Regions from separate parts of the Homo sapiens genome. Here region 1 is linked to region 2. The links are chromatin contacts, found by Hi-C or POLR2A ChIA-PET in ENCODE. All regions are on one chromosome and are shown on one strand. Each heading gives the region's core, a stretch centred on a gene start or an enhancer-like site at or near the end of the contact. The rest is flanking DNA. Distances are from core to core; before and after follow the strand shown.

Region 1 (4,802 bases), core at 1,845-4,344, 76 kb after region 2:
AACTTGAGCCCTTTTCCTTTCCTCTGCTCCTTCTTCTCCAAAAGTGTCTGCTTTGCCTGGGTGGCTTTGAGGACTTGATAAGCCTTCCTCTTTTTCAGGAGATTTTCTGGAACCAAAGGGATTTTTCTTTGCTCTTGCTCCATTATCTTTCTAGAGTTGTAGCTACTGATCATGCGTAACTCTACCACATGGGGAAGATGGCACTCACTCTATCAAGACCATATACTATTTTTAAAGACCTAAAATAAATTATGAAGTGGCTTTTGTCTATCTCATTTATAGAACAGGATAATATGTAAAGTTTGCATTGAAAATAAAAAGGGAGAAAGATCACATGATTTGTATTCATTCTTTCATTCACTCAAAAGACATTTACTATTTATCTTCCATGGGTCAGTATCTGGGATAGATTCTAAACATCCACAAATGAGGATAACAGGATCCCTCCCTGATGCAAGTCCATCACTGGTAGGAAACACAGATAAACAAACACTCAAGACACCAAGGCTTGTGCCATGAGAAAGGCTCATATACAATGCTCGTGGAGCAGATGCTCTTTCTAGGAAAGAGGGTAGTGGCCTGAGGGGACAATTCCAAGGCACTGGTTGAGCTATGTGTTGCAGAATGGGATAAGGACATGTCTAGCATAAGGAAGGGTCGCTACAGGAGAAGATGGGAAAGGTTGTGGGATGTGTGAAGAACTGGGATCGCAGGTAAGCTGCAGCTGGGGACTGACAGTGTGCAGCAGGGCAGCCATGGAAAGGATGCAGGGACCAGGCGGCAGAGCCTGGATCTTATCCCAGAGGTGGCAGAAACCCTCAGAGGACTCCAGGCAGGTCAATAACAGGGCACTTGCATTTAGCCATGACTTCTCTGGAGGGATAGGGAGGGTAGGCTCAGATCACATCCTGCCTTTCCCCAAAACCTTCTGAGGGCATCTCATGAACTTTATAAACCTCCATACCCCTTCTCCATTGCCCATCTCTCCTGCTTCACCTCCAGCCATTCTCCCCAGAGCCCCACTACTCCTGCCACACTGCCTGCCTTCCTGCTGCTCACACACGCCAAGCTCAGCCCCACCGCAGGAGATGTGCACATGCTGCCGTACACAGTAGATGGCTTACTCCTCTCTTCACTGAGAGGCGTACATGTACAGCAAAACCTCCTCAAAGAAGCTCTCCTGACAGCCCATCCAAAACGGCAGCCTTTGGCTGGGCGTGGTGGCACACGCCTATAAAAAAACTGCAGCCCTTGCAACTCTCTTCCAACTCAGTATCACTTCCAGAAATTATACTTTATTTATTTACTCTCTATCTCCCCCACTAGAACATAATGTGTCAGAGTTGCAGGGAGACCTCACCTGTCATATTCATGGCTGTGTTCCCAGGGCATAAAATGCTGGTGAGTAGCAGGCTCACAGTAAATATCTGTGCAATGAATGAATGAAGGTGAGACTAGAGTCAAAAGCTACTGCGAAACACAAAACACCAATGGTGATTTCGTCTGAGCTAAGAACACAGCAGTGTGATGACATGTTTGGTGGAGAGCTGACGCACCAGGGAATGGAGGAATCTGAGGTGATGCCTGACAGGGAGGATGGCTGGCCTGTGCACCAAGCCCAGTTGTACAGGCCCTGGAGGTGTTGAAAGAAGGCAGCCCGAGGGGCCAGGCGCGGTGGCTCACGCCTGTAGTCCCAGCACTTTGAGAGGCCGAAGTAGGCGGATCACCTGAGGTCAGGAGTTTGAAACCAGCCTTGACCAACATCGTGAAACCCCCTCTCTACAAAAATTAGCTGGGAATTGTGGCATCTGCCTTACTAGGGAGGCTGAAGCAGGAGAATCACTTGAACCCAGGAGGCGGAGGTTGCAGTGAGCCAAGATCACGCCATTGCACTCCAACCTGGGCAACAAGAGTGAAACTCCATCTCAAAACAAAAAAGAAGGCAGCCTGAGGAACGCTAAGCTCCAGATTCTGTGAGGCACCCTCTGGGCAGGCAAGTCCAAAGCTGCCAGGAGAGGGGTTGGGATGGAGCTGGAGAGGGGTGGGCCCGTGCTGATGGTGCAGGAAGAATGTGGCCAGTGGCAGCGCTCCTGCCAGGCTCACCGCACTCACCGCACAGCAGCCCTGGCTGGCTCAGGGCACAGAGCCAAAGTGGAGTCTGACAGTGGCCCAGCCCCAGGAGGCCACATCCTCGAGAACACAAGGCAGAAGAAGAAGTGCAGGTGCAAGACAGGGGCACACCTGGGAACCCCAATGTCTCAGGCAGGGACAGAGGAGGGGCAGACTCTTCAAAGGAGCCCCAGGAGGTGACAGGAAAGTGAGGAGGGAGACCCTGGCCAGGAAGGTCAGAAAAGGAAGTTTCCGGACGAAACCGTGTCAGAGTCAGAAGCTGAAGAGAGGAAGTCAGTAGGACCATACAAACAGTTCCACAGCGAGGTGGCCATGGGAAAGGACTCCTGCGACTCAGGACTGGGTCTGAGACCCTCAGGGAAAATGGCCCGGTTAGGACAGCCTAGTAAGAGCGCACAGGAAGGATGCACTGGGAAGTCACGACAGGCAGCGCCAAGTCGCCATGCCTGTGAACCAACAGGGTGCTGGCGGCAACATTCGCCATGCAGTCACCATCACATGGACGTCTGGGGCAAACAATCAAAGTGATTTACATGACAGATGTGTGTGAAGACATGCCAGTATTAAAGCATGAACCAGGGGCCGGTTGGTCCCAGGGCAGTCTCAGTGGCTGTGGAGTGAGTGCTGGGATACAAGGATGAAGAGGGCAATAATGAAGAAGCTGTCCTTCCCTCACTGCCCACGCCCTACCAGCAACCCCTGGTAGGAGGCAGGGCAGGGCCCAGAGGCATTGAGACCCAACTTGCCAGGAGCCTGGGAACTGGAACCGGCAGCAGCCCTGGGCTGCATCTGGAAAAAGAAGTCAGTGTCCAGCAGGTAAGCTGGGCAAGGTGAGGCACGGACGAGCCTCGTCTCCACACCAGGGCAGGTGGAACTGACATCAGTGGGGCCCTGACGCAGTGTTAAGAGACATGGAGGTGTCGCCAGCCACATTCTCATTAATACAAAGTGGTGGTGTGTGGAGTTGGGGAGTTCCCCCCAGCTCACCGGAAGCCACCCGCAAGCCGAGGGTGGCCCTGGGAGCAGGTCCTACCTGTGAACAGCACCTGTCATCTACACTGCACTGGGGAAAGGTGCAAGAGACACCCTCCAGCCCTAGGCTCCTATGAGCAAGAGCACACAGGCCAGGAGGCCTGGGGAGGGCCCACGAGGTCTCACACTCATGCACTCCCACGTGTGAGAAGGAGGGAGCAAATGGATTGTTTTAAGCAGGAAGATAAATGGTCAGTGGGATATGTTTCACAAACTGCTTTTGGCAGCAATATGGGGGGTGGATAAGGAAAGTAGGAGGCTGGAGGAAGGAAATCAGAAGAGCATTTCAGAAGCCCTGCAAAGTGCTGGCAAGGGCCTGAGCTATGAACCAAGACAATAAAACAGAAAAAAAAGTTCTTTTTTTTTTTCACACAGTGGGTGGAGGTCCCCACTTTGGTGGGGAATTATGGAGCCCACACCTGAGTGCTTTTAGTTGAAGCTTTAGTACCTGGGAGGATGAAGAGTTCCCAGGCGTGGCTGTCCAGCTCACTGGTGTCAGCACCAGCAGGTCTGATTGTTAAGTTCAAGGGCTGCCCAGCAAGGCCTGGGAGACAGAACCAGCCAGACTGGTTTTATTGGATTGTGCTGCTGATAATGACACAATTTTTATGTCACTGAACACTTTCTTGGCAACTACTAAATATTTTGATATGATTCCTATACAAAAACAGTTGACATAAGGACTATGATCCCCATTTCAAATGAGGACAGGAGATAACTAAAGTTGATGGAATGCTAACCATGAGTTTGGCACTGTGGTAGGTTCTTAGTGTCCCAACTAGTTTTCATGACAGCTCACAAGGGAGGTGCTGTTATTCCACTTTTATAGAAGATGAAACTGAAACCTAGATTATGTAGCTGTCAAAAGACAACAAAACTAGTGAGGAAGAGAGCCAGGACGCCGGCCCAGGTCTATCTGAGCTTGGTCCCCATGAGATGCCTTCTGAGTTCCAATCGCAGCCCCCAAGCCTCAGAACTGCTGGATCAAAACTGCAGGCAAGGAAGGATGGGTGCAAAAGCCCATGTGTTGGGGATCTGTTCCTCACAATGGCAGGGCAGAAGGGGCTCAAACGTTCTTCCTTTAGGGGCCTGGCTGAATAAGCCAGGATGCAGCCACACAGGGCACAGAGAGTGAGGACACCTCTACGTAACAGTTGGATGTTTTACATAATTGCAAAACAAAATATAATTAAAAAGCAACCCCCGGCCAGGCATGGTGGCTCACGCCTGTAATCCTACCAATTTGGGAGGTCAACACGGGTGGATCACCTGAGGTGAGGAGTTCGAGACCAGCCTGGTCAACATGGCAAAACCCCGTCTCTACTAAAAATACAAAAATTAGCCGGTCTTGGTGGTGCACACCTGTAATCCCAGCTACTCGGGAGGCTGAGGAAGGAGAATCGCTTGAACCCGGGAGGTGGAGGTTGTAGTGAGCCAAGATCACACCACTGCACTCCAGCCTGGGTGACAGAGCAAAACTCCATCTCCCAAAAAAAAAAAAAAAAAAAAAAAGCAACCTCTAACACTTGAAGAAAAATGAACAAAATGCTTTTAAATGCACATTGATAACATCAAAACACACCAGCTGAGGTAGAGGGCAAGTGGGGTATACAATGAAATAAAATATACCATGTTGGAGT
Region 2 (5,059 bases), core at 1,030-3,529:
AATCACTACAGGTTCTTACACAGTCTTTTAGGAATGATGGAGGCATTTTCTCTGGGTGTGGTTGTGCCCTTTTGGAGAATGACAAAATAAATAAAGTTCTAGGGCAGAGCTGTCCAACAGAAAGCTAAACCAGACCACACATGTAATTTTACATTTCCTAGTGGCTACATTAAAAAGAACCAAGTAAAATTAATTGTAATAATTTCATTTAATCCAATACATCTAAAATATTGTCATTCTATCATGCAGTCCATATAAAAAGTATTGATGAGATATTTTACATTGGTTTTGGTGCTAAGTCTTCACAATCCAGCAGCCCTTTAGGCTTACAGCATATCAGTGTGGACTCGGTACATGCAAGAGCCACATGAGGCCTGTGGCTGCCAAATCAGCACAGCTCTAAGACTGCGACATCAGTGCAATACACCTGCTTTAAGAATTATGAGTGAGGTACAAACTTTAACTAAATGAAATAAATCAGCAGCTTTCCTGCTCATTTCCAGAAAATGGAGTAACAGCTATGGGCTCCCCAGGTGGTATTTGAAACAACTGCATCAAATCTCCCAGGAACCACCTTTCCAGATTTTCCTTCCTCTGCTGCATCCAGAACGTTTTCCTTTCAAATTACATTCTCTAGGGGAGCAATTGTTTTCTTCTTTCTTTTTCCTGAAGCTCTAAATCCTCAACCCCTCTTGAATTTTTCTTCATCAGGATTCTAGAGCCAGGTTGGAACCTTCCAAATTCCAGACAAGCACACTGAAGCCCAGATGTGTCTGTCAGCTGACAAGACAGCCATGGGATGTGGTTCCCAAAGCGAGATGGAACCTGCAGCATCAGCATCGCTGGGAACTTATGAGAGATGCGAATGCTTGGGCCCACTCCAGACCCCCAGAATAAGAAACGCTGGGTGCAGGGCCCAGCACTACACAGTCAAACTAGCCCCTAAGGAGGCTTAAGCTGAGGGTCTGGAGAACACGCTTGGGAGTGGTGCTGAGAGATTAAGAGCGCCCATGTGTGAGGCACACTTCGGAAAACCACTTAGCTCCTCCAAGCCTCAGCAGCTTCATCTGCAGGTTGAGGGTGAGTGCATCAAGCACGCAGACGGCACTCACACAGCTCAGCACACTGCTCACTAGTGTCATGATTTGCTCAGGAAAGGCCTTTGTCATTACTTCATTCCATTCTTCTCTGCCAGGGCATACAGATATGACAAGAAGAAGGAAAGTGGAGGTGTTCCTGGAGGATAGAAAAATGATTTTTCCCATATCACTGCCAACTGATAGCAAGAGCTCTATACCATTGGTGGCAGAATCATGGACTGGGATTTTACAAATTCTGCCATCAGACTATTAATGCAAACAAGGTAACCCTCAATTAACTTCTTGACCTGCTAATATATGATTTCACATTTGAGTTAGAGAACACACACAGCAGTCAGTGCATTAATAACACAGGCGTGAACACTGATAGCGTCCACACAGCAAAGCAAAAACCCAGCACACACGCTCCTGATATCACGCTGTAGGAGCAAAGGTGCACATCCTAGCCACCAGGGCAGGGCCAGGACACTTGGTTACATGCAGGAGGCTCCAGTGGAGGCACTGAGCAGGCTCCACATCGCACAGTACCCAAATCAGAGGGCCCACTGCAACATGGTGCAGCAGCACCAATGCATGTGTGCAAACGCGCTGTAAAGTTAGTTGCAGCAAGCCCTCTATTAGGTACAGAGCTATAAAGAGGAAAACAGAGCACACAGTTAAGACTGCATCTAAACTATTATATGCTTTAATATGTATGTTTATAACCAAGGATGTTTCTAGAATTGAGTGGTATGTGACATGGACCAACGGATGCTCACGAACTGACGATGGGGTTACACTTTCAGTTCACGACGGCTTTATCCAGATGTGACCCCATCGTAAGTCCAGGAGCATATTGAATGCATAGCACTTTCACACCATGGTAAAGTTGAAAAATCTTAAGTTGAGAAATTGTCTATGTTGAAACAGATGACATCATAGTATCCTACTGATAATCGAGAAGTAGAGCATTTTCCTAGTACACAAGCTGTATTACACCGACCACAGAAAGGACAGACTGCATCAGAAAACTGCAATGAGATCTAGCCTGTTGTTTCTCTTCTTGAATGAGGACAGTGGCTGATCATCACCTCTAAGGACTGAGGTCGGCTCCCTGACGAAGGGTCCAGGACAGCCCCGGCACCAGAATGCCCCTCAATAGTGGGAGAGACACTTTCTCATGCAGCTACAGCCTGCAGCTGTCTGGAGGCACCAGGGGCCTGTGACTCACAGTGCTGAGCTGCGCCTAACACTGATGGTCTATTTTTAGAGGTGAGGCTTTGGTCTCAGTCACTGACTGATAGGGGCCTCCTATGAGGCCTCTAGAGGCTTGGCAGACACTGAAGAAGAACTGGTTTGGGAGCAAAGTAGGAGAACTCAGTGTTCCCATCAGCCAAAATTTCCAGAGGCTGCCCAGCTATAAAGCAGAGCAACAATGAACAACTGATGCATAGCCAGCCCTCGAACACACGCAAGTGAGCTCTAGAACCCATGGTGCCTATGGTATGATAAGCTGAGGGTGGCATTTATTTTGTTTGAATTTACTCTAATTTACACGTAATTAAATATTAAGAAAAGTGTGGGAACTCACACAGTCTGCAAGAAAGTTTTACTTTCTGAAGCATTACAATGATTTGAAAAATGTTAAAGATGAATTGCAGAGTGGCAGAGAAGGATGAAGGACCCTTAAAGACCAACGAGTCCAAACCACTCACTTGTCTAGAGGAGGAGACTCAGTGACCAGAACAAGGCCATAAGGAGTAAATGGAAGCGGGGGACCAGGTCAACATCTGCAAATGTACAATGGGCATTCTACATATGTATATACATATATGTATATGTTTAAGTATATATATATATATATATATACACACACACACACACACACACACATATATCTATATCTGCCTATATATACATATAAACATCTCTTTCTGTATAGAAATATCTCTATGAAACTTAAATAGATGTTGGAATAAATGCAAAATCTGGACTAATCATTTGCATACTTGTCTATGACAGAAAAGGTTAAATTTTAAAATCCATACTGTCCCAAATTCTGTAGCATGCAGGATGGCCTTCAGGGGCAGGTAAGCATGGGCAGGCAGAGGTGAAAAGGAAAGGGTGCCTTTCCTGCGCACACCACTTCTGATCTGCCCTGAATTATTGGGCAACAGAATTTGTTTTCTGTAACAGCCTCCCTCATTTCTCATCAATTAGAGCCACACAGCAAATTCTCCTAAGAAGCATTCTTATCTGAACCAACCAGGGAATCAAGAAACCAAACCAAAATCTCATGTCAGCCTCGCATGCACCTTCAGGAGGGCCCCAAGCCAAACTTCCATTCCTTGGAGTCTGGCACAAAAACATCACCTCTGTGCAGCTCTGACCCCAGAGCCATGCATAGTGCAGCCTCACAGCGGGAGCGGGAAGCCCCAGGTTCACTGTACCTTGACAGCTCAGGGAAGGCTCGGACTGAGTTTTGCTCAGACGAACTGGAAAAGGCAGGCAATGAGAGAGTGAGGTCCAGCTTTGAGATGTGTGGGAGTCCCTGACCCAGGCCTTGGCCCTCACAAGCCTCAGAGGGGGGCTGTCCTGCTGCAGCAGTGAGAAGGTCTCTTGCTGGGTCAGCTTGCCTCTCTGGGCTGGCCCTCTCAGGGCCACAGCTGCATAGCCTGCTAAGCACCGCTGAGGACGCAGGTGGCAGCAGAGCCCTTGGCTTTATCAAGATGCTCCCACCGGGGATTCCAGGGGAGGGCAGGCCTCTGCGTAGCAATGCCTCACCTCCTGCCAGCTGCCCTTCTGTTCTCCAGCAGTGGTAGGGCTCAGGAGTGGACGTCTGTCCCCTCCAAGTGCCTACCAAGAGGATTGAAAGTAAGGGCTCCTCCAGCAGTACCCAGCAGGCCTGCCCAGGGCGGTTGTAGGGGAGAAAGGGAGCCTCGGAGATGGCCTCTGGACAAGTGTCTTTTCTTTTCGAATATTTGACAGTGAGCAGGAGGCAGGCATTTGGCAGGGACGGTAATCAAATGTCACAGCTGGCATGGCACAGGCATGGTCCAGACGAAAGGGGTGCTGGCCACAAGGCTGGAGCAGAGCCCCCATGGTGGGGAAGCTCGTGGTGCCTTGGGGGTGGGGTGGAAAGGGCCAAAATGTCCAAAGGAGTAGAGAGGGGGACTTGGAGGTTTGGGAGCAGCTAGTTCCAACCAAGGGCAGAAGTGCTTCCAAATCTGAACGGCCAAGCTGACCGCACCGGCTTGTTCTGCTCTGTCCCATATGAGGATCAGAAGAGATGCTCTGGGCCCCTGACCACATGAACACTTCAGCTCCTACATTCCCAATGACCATGGGCTATCCTGGGTCCTCTCCTTCACAGACAGGCAGGTTTTATATCACTTCTCCCAAGTGCCAGGTTCAACATCTACCTTTCAAGATACATCCAAGTGGTAGCATGTAACAGAAACACTTGTAAGCCTTTTTATTTCAGATACCTGAACGTGAAACAGTTTTCCCTTTATTTTTCTTTTTATCTTAACAAATGGAAGCTGTTTCCAAAGAGTCATGTAAACCAAATTTAAATAGTGCTGATATACTCAGTGCCACCAGGCCTTTGCAGCAATACTGAGACTATTTCTGTCTGTGTTTTAAAAAAGACACTGGATAAAACACAAGATGCATTATTCTCAAATGTCAGAGTACTTTTTTTGAAGAAATAAACAGTCCATGTATCTTATACTCAACTGAGCCAAAACCCTCTCTTGAATGTCAAATCAGATCTAGATGCCAGATACCCAGGAAGACAAGGGCGGACTTGGCGGGGAGAGGAAGGCTGGACAGAGATTCCACTATGATCATGGATTTCACAATAAACTTGGTATTAAGAAAAAATATGGCCAGGCGCAGTGGCTCAGGCCTGTAATCCCAGCATTTTGGGAGGCCAAGGCAGGCGGATCACCTGAGGTCAGGAGTTCGAGACCAGCCTG

What was found. A loop is a pair of places that touch in the nucleus more often than their neighbours do. ChIA-PET counts read pairs that join two places held with the same protein, here RNA polymerase II (POLR2A). Pooled maps may share reads with other maps.
Region 1: a loop to region 2 is called in a map of left cardiac atrium, with 2.8 times the contacts of the local background. The contact joins two enhancer-like sites. A Hi-C loop is called at or near these places in 1 of 168 maps with a recorded cell type or tissue (left cardiac atrium) and 1 of 50 pooled maps. POLR2A ChIA-PET finds 5 or more read pairs at or near these places in 2 of 52 experiments (A549 and OCI-LY7).

What each region holds. Positions count from the first base shown.
Region 1 is chr7:51,260,022-51,264,823 of GRCh38, forward strand. All of the region lies in intron 1 of COBL (cordon-bleu WH2 repeat protein), which reads right to left. It also overlaps the pseudogene RPL7L1P2. Among named protein-coding and RNA genes, the nearest start is that of COBL, 54 kb to the right of the region's middle. RefSeq lists an enhancer at 2,741-3,556. Within about 2 kb of position 3,095, at least 10 of the 41 ENCODE cell types and tissues checked have a DNase peak (open chromatin) inside an H3K27ac peak, as active enhancers do.
Region 2 is chr7:51,184,385-51,189,443 of GRCh38, forward strand. All of the region lies in intron 4 of COBL (cordon-bleu WH2 repeat protein), which reads right to left. Among named protein-coding and RNA genes, the nearest start is that of COBL, 130 kb to the right of the region's middle. RefSeq lists enhancers at 3,384-3,990, 3,991-4,596. Within about 2 kb of position 2,280, at least 6 of the 41 ENCODE cell types and tissues checked have a DNase peak (open chromatin) inside an H3K27ac peak, as active enhancers do.